3 separate regions of the Homo sapiens genome follow, and all the other regions are linked to region 1. The links are chromatin contacts, found by Hi-C or POLR2A ChIA-PET in ENCODE. All regions are on one chromosome and are shown on one strand. The core of a region is the stretch at or near the end of the contact, and the rest is flanking DNA. Distances in the headings are between cores, read along the strand shown.

What was found. A loop is a pair of places that touch in the nucleus more often than their neighbours do. ChIA-PET counts read pairs that join two places held with the same protein, here RNA polymerase II (POLR2A). Pooled maps may share reads with other maps.
Region 2: a map of naive thymus-derived CD4-positive, alpha-beta T cell shows a loop between it and region 1 (31-fold over the local background). The contact joins the promoter of PELO-AS1 here to the promoter of NDUFS4 in region 1. A Hi-C loop is called at or near these places in 1 of 168 maps with a recorded cell type or tissue (naive thymus-derived CD4-positive, alpha-beta T cell) and 14 of 50 pooled maps. POLR2A ChIA-PET finds 5 or more read pairs at or near these places in 1 of 52 experiments (HEK293).
Region 3: a map with no recorded cell type shows a loop between it and region 1 (4-fold over the local background). The contact joins the enhancer-like site here to the promoter of NDUFS4 in region 1. A Hi-C loop is called at or near these places in 1 of 37 single-sample maps with no recorded cell type and 1 of 50 pooled maps.

Annotation. Positions count from the first base shown.
Region 1 is chr5:53,558,906-53,562,616 of GRCh38, reverse strand. NDUFS4 (NADH:ubiquinone oxidoreductase subunit S4) reads right to left here and starts at 1,978. Exons shown (of 5, transcript NM_002495.4): 1 at 1,857-1,978. The coding sequence starts at 1,954. RefSeq lists an enhancer at 1,577-2,076.
Region 2 is chr5:52,798,839-52,802,121 of GRCh38, reverse strand. It overlaps PELO-AS1 (PELO antisense RNA 1), which reads left to right and starts at 1,309. Exons shown (of 5, transcript NR_186455.1): 1 at 1,309-1,430. All of the region lies in intron 1 of ITGA1 (integrin subunit alpha 1), which reads right to left. It overlaps PELO (pelota mRNA surveillance and ribosome rescue factor), which reads right to left. Exons shown (of 3, transcript NM_015946.5): 2 at 1,002-2,237; 3 at 1-713. The coding sequence starts at 1,727. The coding sequence ends at 282. RefSeq lists enhancers at 799-1,498, 1,499-2,197.
Region 3 is chr5:54,388,670-54,391,891 of GRCh38, reverse strand. The region is part of intron 1 of LINC01033 (long intergenic non-protein coding RNA 1033); the gene reads right to left. Among named protein-coding and RNA genes, the nearest start is that of HSPB3, 65 kb to the left of the region's middle. RefSeq lists enhancers at 1,094-1,223, 1,234-1,363. Within about 2 kb of position 1,776, at least 4 of the 41 ENCODE cell types and tissues checked have a DNase peak (open chromatin) inside an H3K27ac peak, as active enhancers do.

The DNA of each region.
Region 1 (3,711 bases), core at 729-3,228:
TTAATTTGTATTTAAAAAACGTCTTCCCTGGCATTAAGATTTTTTTTCAAGATTAAATGATTTATTTTCAAATCTCTTACATTTGCAGGCAAAAACTCTTAAGTTTGGATATGTAGTAACAATTATCATCAGAGTTTCAAAAATCTAATCTCAACTTCAATTACTATAATTGCTGACAAAATGGCTTTGACTTAAAATTACAGCCATGTTTTGATTAGCCATAAACCAGTGGTCCCTTCAAACTTGTTTTCAGTTCTGGGGCTACCATGAGTACATTATTATCTGGGAATGACAATTAATCCCTATAATCTGTACGGGAGGAAGGGCTAATCTTGGTCACCGCTATATTAACTCTAAGTTAACCAGTGAAGTATTTTACCTTAGAAAAATACTTAACCCAGCCTGACCAACATGGTGAAACCCCGCCTCTACTAAAAATACAAAAATTAGCCAGGTGTGGTGGTGCGCGCCTGTAATCCCAGCTAGTCAGGAGGCTGCGGCAGGAGAACTGCTTGAACCCGGGAGGCGGAGGTTGCAGTGAACCAAGATCACGCCATTGCACTACAGCCTGGGCGTCAGAGTGAGAATGTATCTCAAAAAAAAAAAGAGAAAGAAAAAGGAAAAATACTTTCCATATATGGAACACTTAATTACAAACATCATTTGCCTTTCCCCAATCTTAGCACCCTTACTTTTGAGTGACTCTATTCTATGTATTTAGTAATCGTTTAACTAATGCTTTCAAGCCTTTTCATAAGCCACGGACCCTACGGGACACTCTCTTCTTTCCCACCCAACACCCACTATATTTAAACCTTAATAAAACTCATCCTTAAAAATTCTTCCGAATTAACTCATCCTAATTCTCTGCATTCCATTTATATTTAACACTAAATCAATTAGCATTCTACTAGACCTTCCTTTCAACTTTTAACCACTTGCATCCACCTCCTACCCCCTTCAAATCTCTCCATCCAGTCTTTCCAATCTTTGTTCTAATATGTGTGTGTATGTACGTATAGCATTAGTACTATAATTTAAAAAACTCCAGGAAATTCTGAAAAATAGAAAATGGAAGGTTAATACAGCCAAAAAAAAAAAAATCATCACAAAAATGCTTCAAGGAAAAACAGTAACAACTCAATCAACTGACAACTGAATCTGACAATACTTTGGAAAAGTACTACTTTAGGTTCTCAAGGACGCAAAGAGCCCTCAACAACTCAATTCAATCCCTGAATTATTGTGAGGCTTTAACAAAATCCCTAGAAAACCTCCAGGCATTACCACCAGCCTTTTAAAAATTACCTTCCAATATTACTAGCAGTGATATTTTTACTAACACTGAATTCCAAACAAGTTTTCCTCCCAAGCAGACTGATGAATAAACAATCTTCCTATGCAGAAACCAAATTAAAACCACTTAAAACCATGGAAGGGATACAGTGATTTAACCCTTCTGTAAGGACTGGAGTGGTGGGCAAACAGGTGACAAATGGAAGGGATGCAGAAAGTGGAAACAGAAATCAGTGAGACTCCTCCCCTTCTCTGAGGGCTAAGGTTCAGCTTGCAGCTCCGGAGGCAAAACCTCCACGGACCCTCTCCCTCAGCGACAAGCCGAATACGAAAGCTTCCAGAAAACCACAGGTCCTCCTCCCCGGCCTCGCACTCACGCCCTCACTCGCCTGGCCAACGCCCATTGATAGCAGACAGTCCCTAGTCCGCCCGACTTCTCCCGAGAAAAGGGTCAACAGAGGACGCCTTCCCCGAGGCCTCCTCCGGAACTCAGCCAGCAGAGACTCCGCAAAAATGGAGGGACCCAAGAAGCTTGAAGAAAAGTGTGAAAATTCTATTACCTGGTCGGAACCCTGGAAACGGAAAGGGCAGCTACAGCCACTGCCCTTCTCCGCCACAACGTCTGCCTCAGTACCACTGACATTGACACCGCCGCCATCTTGCTGCAGGCAAACGCCAGGATGAAAGGACGGATCACCGCAAGGGACTAACTTCCTTCGTTCTCAAGCCAGTGCAATCGCAATGTTGCGAAATTCTTTGGGATTTTATTTTCTTTTTAATACTGGGGCTTAAAAAAAGAGGGGAAACGCTTAGTTTAAATAAGTAAGAAGAAAAATGTGCGGGAAGAAATGCAGAAGTGCATTAACTGTAAATATTACCACCATAAAGTGTAATCTTTACTGCTTGTTAGGACTGGTGTTTTACAATGATAACGAAAAGACCAAAATATACTTGCATATTTAAACACCTGCAACTCGTAATTTATTGAAGAAATTAGGATATTTGGGGCTGAACCCACTGGAAAAGCTGGAGAGCTCTTTGGGTCCTTGAGAACCTGCAGTAGTACTTTTCCAAAGTATTGCCAGATTCACTTTGCAAGCCCTCAGGACAGGGCTGTATTCAGTTTGATATTCTGTAGTAGTAATGTTCGTATTTTCCAAACGAAAAATCTGGATACGTGATCTGGCAAAGGATTATTTTTTGACATGTAGATTTATATGAAGAATCAATAGAACATAATATTTGATGTCACTGTTTCCCCAGTAAATCCTGAATGTGTGTGTGTTCATAATCCATAGACATGAAGAATGATATTAATGCTCCATGCATATAAAACAAAAATTATCTTCCAATACAAGTGTTGGAAACATGTTTGTATTGTGGACTTCCGACCTTAAAGAATAATGACTAACTGAATTATATAAAATAAAAAGCAGGTTAGTTTTGGGTTTTGTTTTTTAAGAAATTTGTTTAAAGAGTTAGTACTTTCCTGCTTTTAAAATTAAGCACATGAAAACATAACCTTCATTAAATAAATAGGAACAATAGGAGGATGGGGAATGACATAGTTTGGCATTATGGACCGTTAAAGGAAAACCCAGTACATAAGGGAAAGGGAGAAAGAAAGAGAAAAAGTCATACTCAGGGAAAGAAATGCACAAGATGAAGGAAGGCAAGGGAGAGATGCCTCAGAGAAAATTTTCTTTCAAACTTTTCATTTTGAAATAGTTATAGATTCACATGAAGTTGCAAAGATAGTACAGATGTCTTGTGTACCTGTTTCCCCCAGTGATTACATCTCGTATAACTCTAGTACAGTATCAAAGCCAGGAAACTGGCATTGATATAAAGTATTTGTGTAGTCCTATGTCATTCTACTACATATTTTGTGTAACCACCACCATGATCAAGATACAGAACTATTCCACCCTCACAAAGATCTCCCTAGTGCTAACCTTTTTGGTAACACCTGCCCTCCTAACCCTAGTGATCTCTGTTTCTGTTTTTATAATTTTGACATTTTGAGATGTTATATGAATGGACTCATGCAGTACATGACCTTCTAAGATTGGCTTCTTTCACTTGGCATAATGCACTTGAGACCCATCCAAGTTGTTGTGTTTATCAATAGTTCATTCCTTTTTTATTGCTGAGTAATATTCCATGACATGGATGTACCACAATTTGTTTAACCATTCACCTATTGCAGAACATTTTGATTGTTTCCCATTTGGGGCCATTACAAATAAAACTGCTGCAAACAATTGAATACAGGTTTTTATGTGGACAAAAATCTTCATTTCTCTGAGATAAATGCCCAGGAGTGCAATTGCCAGGTCATGTGATACATGTATGTGTCATTTTTTAAAGAAATTAAAAACTGTTTTCCAGAGTAACTGTAACATTTTACATTTC
Region 2 (3,283 bases), core at 60-2,559, 760 kb after region 1:
ACACACATTTTCTGTTTCCAAGTACTACAGATAACTCATAATTCCTATAAAAAATTACACAATTTAATCAAGATGGTAGTACGTGGAGATTATTTCCTTTTAGTTTATTGTTTAAATACATGTCTTGCCAATCACAAAATATCTAGTGTAGCCAAAGACATAAGAAATCCCTGTATGAATCAAAAAGTGCCATTCTTGCAGCTTTCTGTCACAAGGATGCTGAGAAATGTACTGTAACAGTTTAGGAAACACAAGATTGTCTCAATTTTAAGTTTCAATCATTAATCCTCTTCAGAACTGGAATCACCCTCTTGGTCAGAAAGTTCGGGAACAGGGAAGCGGAGAATGGCAGCTACCCCAGTCAACTGGCTGAGCTGTTCCCCAGAAACGTGAAGACTAGAGAATATCCTAACGGTGCCTGCATTCTCTTTCACACTGTCCACCAGCCTCACATACCGGCTCCGTGTGGCTACATCCTGATGCCTGAAGAGCTCATCGCTGATGAGCAATGTGTCAATTGCCATGGCTTCATTGGCCTTCTCCACCTGCTTGAGTCCATAGAAAGCTCGATCCGGTTCATGCTGTAACATTTTATAGAAGTCATCCAAGGCTTTGACTTCCCCAGCAGCTTTAGTGTCTGAAAGGCGGCTAGCCACAGTAGGGTCACAAAGGGCCTCTTTCAGGGAGTACTTGTGTCCGGAGGAGGCATGTACCTAGAATCACAATTACAAAAGTTAGGCAAAATAATCTCCTAGAACACCCATTAATCAGCTCACAAAGGCTTAAAGCCAAAAGCGCTAGTAAGGCTTCATATGTTTCAGCGAAGTTTACTCCATAAATTTGCTAGACATTTAACATTCTCTTTTTATTTCATTATCTCATGAAAATCCCAGCTAAGTAAAGACTTTCTCTTCTTATTTTTCCCAGTTCTAAAACTTTAGGAGTAGTTTATACCAATCCCTCTGCCCATTCTTAATTATCCCTGGGTAAGATTGTTTTACCTGAAGAAATTTGGACCGGTTTTCCAGGAGCAGTTTGTTGTCGGTCTTCACTGCTTGTTGAAACAGGTAGTCGCAGAACTGCTCCCTCACAAATCCTGGGCTGGCCACCAGGATGCACTTTACAACATCAAAGTGTATGTGGCGCTGGATAGCCTGGACCACCTGTTCATAGAACCGCTCCAAGGCCCGGTCATGCTGAGAGCAATTGCCTTTCCTTTTCCTAGGGATGTTCACCTCCACCTTGGCCCGAGTGAGGGTCATGCTGGGAGTGACTAAGCAGATATGGGCGAGGCCTTCCTGCATGACCACAGCCGCCACATCAGCGCTCCAGGCTGGGTCACAGGCCTGCTCGATGCGCTCCAGTACCACACTATCCCACTGCTTCTTGGCCAGGGTGAACTGGCGGTTGGGCTCCAGCTCGATGGTGTGGTAAGCCCCCATCTTGACATACTCATTCTCTTGGATGTTGGTCCCCTTAACCCGCAGCTGGCAGGCTTGAGAGTCGAAGTCGATGGCCTCCACGCAGAGAGTGAGGGTAGTGCGGACCCGGTTGCTGCCCACGCTGCCCGTGGAGGACTCTGTCTGTACCTTGCGGATGGTGGAGGCGCGCAGGCTGTCGCCCACCTGCACGAGGTTGTAAGTGTGCCACATGTCCTCAGGCTCCTCGGGGACCAGGGTCACCTGGCCCGCATTGTCCTTCTCGATGTTCTTCCTCACGAGCTTCATGGCCAAGGAAGGGGCTCACTGACAGAACCAAAGGAACCAAGGAGGTCCTCACCTCCGCCCCGGGAGAGGGGATGGGAATGCAGGCCAGGAAGGGGGCGGGGCCCGGTTTCTAAGGGCACTTGCCTGGCGGGAAGGAAACACGCTTGCTTCGACTCATGCAGCCTAGGGCAGCACTTCCTCTATCCTTTCCTCTCTCAGTCTCCCGGCGCGCTGCGTCTAACAGGCTCGGGGAACACTGCAGCGAAAATCTACCCCTACACAGTTCCCGCTGGCAGCACGCAACAGCGGGCTGACGAAATGAAGGCGCATGCGCAGCCCCCGTCCCGCGACCCGACGCACGTCTCCCGTCCCCAAAGGAGAGGCGGGGCCGCAGTTCGCGCGTGCGCAGGCGCACTAAGCTGTGAGGCGCTCCGGACGAATGAACTCCCTCAAGAAGGTGCACAGAGTGGTGGCGAGTCCTTTATTTTAATGCCAAACTTCAACTTCCTAAGTTTTCTCTTCCATCCCTGTCTGTGAAGAATCCGGGGAGTGTGTGAGTGCAAATACTAGTTTTACCTGCCTGCGGCTGCCACTGCAACGCTTCCCTCTGGGTAAATCCAATTTCAAAGCTTAGCAGTAAAAGTAGCTCTCAGAAGTGCAGATTTGGCCCCAACGGCCCAAACTATGCTCGTTTTTGCTCTTGCCTTATCCGCACTCGGACGCTACAAGCCTGTTGGAGCTGGTATTTAGAAGCGGTTTCTGAGAACTACTGGTCACGTTCTGTCTGGGCTCCCAGCAACGTGTCCAGCTGTTTTCTGCGCCTAGTTACCGTGTCTGCACGATCTGATTCACCCAGATGTTAAAGCGCTGGTCCCAAGAGAGAAGAAACTATGTGTGGAATTTACCCCTGGGTGGACCTCTCAGTTGCTTGACCTGATGTCCTGGGAATCCTAGGCTCCAAAGTTGGCAGCCTCAGCTTTCCGCAGCCCAGTAGCCTGTGAAATGTTTAGGTTGGGGGTTGGGTCGCAAGAGCTTAGGGCCAGATCTTCACTGCCAAAGCTAAGCTAAAAGCCGAGGCTATGGGAAGTGGGGAAAAACTATTAACTAGGACTGACCCTGATTGAATAGCTACATAATTTAAAGAAAATCCTTAAGTTACTTAGCATTCTTTATTAGGAAGTGGAAATGGAGAAGTGGGATTGCCTCTTTAAGAGACCGATGAATAGAAAAAACAAAAGAATCTAAAAGTTTCTTGAGAGCTTAGATGGAGTGGAGGGCAGAGAAGTCCTGCACACATAGCTTCTCACTGTCTTTTCTGTCTTTCTCTGTGTGGATTGGAAAGGGGAACTAACCAGCCTGAACAGATGAAACAGGGATGAAAGGAAGGAATCTGAGTTTGGCATAGGCGTGTGGAAGGAAAATAAATCTCGGATCCCCAAACTCATTAAGCCAAAGGGAAAAGTTAAGCTGGGAACTGGGTCACGCAAAACTGCCTTGCCTCTTGGTTTTTAAATGAGATGGCTACCAGATGAAAAGCTACACACCTCGCTCATATTTTGCCCACAAGGAAATTCTCA
Region 3 (3,222 bases), core at 527-3,026, 830 kb before region 1:
TAATGAGTAGTTCCATAAATGTCACCTTGCACATGTGTGCAAAATTTTCTCCAGGATACATGCTACAAAAATATTGCTGGATTATAGCTATTACATACCTTCAACTTTTCCTGATATTGTTAAATTGCTTTCTAAAGTGGCTGTGCCAATTTCACTCCAAATAGCAGTGTTTGAGAGTTCCCATTGTTCCACATCCTTACCAAGTCTTGATATTGTCAGTTTTTATTCTTTTTGCCAATCTTGTAAGTTTGAAATTATATATTATTTAAAAATTGAATTTACCTGGTTACTAAAGAGGTAGTACATCTTATTTATGTTTACTGGCAAATATAATACCCTCTGTGTGAATCAGTTCGCCATTTTTCTTTTGGCCTTATTATTTTTCTTTGTAAGAGCCTTCAATTTTTATCAACTATGTGTTGCAAGCATATTTTCCCAGTCTGTGTGTGTGTGTGTGTGTTTTTGTTTTGTTTTTGCTATCTTACTGTATAGAAGTTTTAAGTTGCATGTAGTCAAATTTCAGTCTTTTTCACTGATATTTTTGTCTTATCTGTATGACCTGAGAGTTGGAGAATAATTTACATCCACAATTTGCCTAAAGGTTTTGCTTTTTCACATTTATATTCTTAATCTTCCTGGAATTGATTTATGTATTGGTGTGAGGTAGGAATCTAATTTTATTTTATTTTACTTTTTCTGTAAAGATAAGCATTTTCTCAGTGAGATTTACCCAGGATTCCTTTCCCCCACTGATTTATAATAGCACATTTGTCATTCAGATGTGTAAACCCATATGGAGTCTGGTTCCAGATTCTGTTCTGTTACACTGGTCCATTGTCTGCTCTTTTATTTTAAAGTGATGGTAAATAAAGCAGTTTATTAAAGCGTGTTAGTGTGTTTTCATGCTGCTGATAAAGACATACCCGACACTGGGAAGAAAAAGGTTTAATGGACTTACAGTTCCACATGGCTGGGAAGGCCTCACAATCATGGCGAAAGTCAAGGAGGAGAAAGTCCCATCTCACATGGTTGCCAGCAAGCAAATTTGTGCAGGGAAACTCCCGTTTTTAAAAACCGTCAGATCTTGTGAGACTCATTCACTGTCAATCACAAGAATAGCACAGGAAACACCCACCCACCCATATTCAATCACCTCCCACTGGGTTCCTCCCATGACATATAGGAATTGTGGGAGTTACAATTCAAGATAAGATTAGGGTGGGCACACAGGCAAACAAAAGTGATTCCCCCAACACCTTGTTAATCTCCAATATTTGACCTATATGTAGTCCTTTGTTCTCTCATACAGAAACACTATATCAATTAGTCAAGGCCCACAGACAAACAAAACAAAACAAAACAAAGTCTTGTTATGAGTATAACTCTTAAAACCAAATAGTTTTTTGTTTTTGTTTTGTTTTGTTTTTAGAGAAAACTGAGTACTTGTACCTATTTCACTCATTATTTGAGGAATTTATTAGCTAGAAGAAATGTACATTTGTTTCAGGCCTTAAAAATCCTGGGAGCACTGTCCTGAATACCTTCTGGAACCATTTGTATAGTAGCTTTGAGAGAGAATGACTTGGCCAAAAACTTTATTTTTCTAATCCCAGGGAAGATACAAACTCAGCAGTTGCTGTGTGGTGCTCTAAATGATTAGCCCAAAGACCTCCTACTGAGATCTCCATAAACTGGCAGCTTGGATTACTCAGTGATGTCACCCCATGCAGGTTTATGGGCAGATGGCCAAACCTTGACACAGGCTGCAGTCAGATCCCAAACAAGTACATACACATAGACTCTTCCTTGTCTATAGCCTAAGCCATGGTCTGACACAGCCAGGAAAAACTCCAAAGAGGAGTAGATCACAATAACCTGGTTTATTGGTTTTATATCATTAAGTTTCAGAAACGTTTTAGGACAAACAGCCTTTGTAAAAAGCCAACATCTATATGTACTTTTCTATTGCAACTGGCTTAAGTAATAAGTGTCCTATTTGCCTTATAGAATTCTAAATTTAGTACAATTTGCTGCTAAATATATAGAATTATATTATAGAACTGAAAAAGAACCTAAAGGTAATCTAGTTCAGTGATGGTTCCCAACCTTAGCTGTACTTTAGGATTACCTGAGAGGCTTTAGAAGAATCTCAATGACTAGACTTAGACTAACTAAATAATATTGGGCAGGTGATATGGTTTGGCTGTGTCCCCACCCAAATCTCATCTTGAATTGTAGCTCCCACAATTCCCACATGTAGTGGGAGTGACCCAGTGGGAGATAATTGAGTCATGGGGGCGGTTTCCCCCATACTGTTCTAGTGGTAGTGAATAAGTCTCATGAGATCTGATGATTTTATAAGGGGCTTTCCCTTTCACTTGGCTCTCATCCTCTCTTTTCTCCCACCATGTAAGACATGCCTTTTGCTTTCCACCATGATTGTGAGGCCTCCCCAGCCATGTGGAACTCTGAGTCCATTAAACCTCTTTTTCTTTATAAATTACCCAGTCTTGGGTATGTCTTTATCAGCAGCATGAAAATGATCTAATACAGCAGGAGACCCAAGTATCAGTACTCTTTTAACATTCTTTGAGTGACTTCATTGTACTGCCAAGATCGAGAGAACCATTGGCCTAATTCACACCTTTTGCATACTAAGAAAATGAGGCTTAGGTTAGGTGACTTTTCATTATGTTTTAAACTTACACTATCCGATATGGTAACCATTAGCCACATCTGGCTATTTAAATTCAAATGTATTACAATTAAATAAAATTACAAATTGAGTTCCTCAGTCATGCTACTCACTTTCAAGTGCTCAACACCCACATATGGCTACTGGTTACCATATTACACAGCACAGAAGAGACATTTTCATCATCACAGAAATTTCTCTTAGACAAGTAATTTTACATGTGTTTTTAAAATTCTTTTGGGTTTGATTTCTATCCAGGCATTTAGTAACTTCAGAAACATTTTAAACCATTATTCCACAATGATTAATATAATAAAATATTTTTAAGCAAGAATAGCTTAATATTAGCATGTACATCTGTAAAGTTCCTAATACCATAATAAAAGCAACAGCTTCCTAGGGAAGTGTAGATGTGACTCAAATTCACCCACACTCCACCCCTACCTCCAAACCAATAGATCATAATCCAGAAGGCCATTTCCCCTACTTGATTGGTAAGGAAAGCACACCGGGGGAAGGCGAGGAGG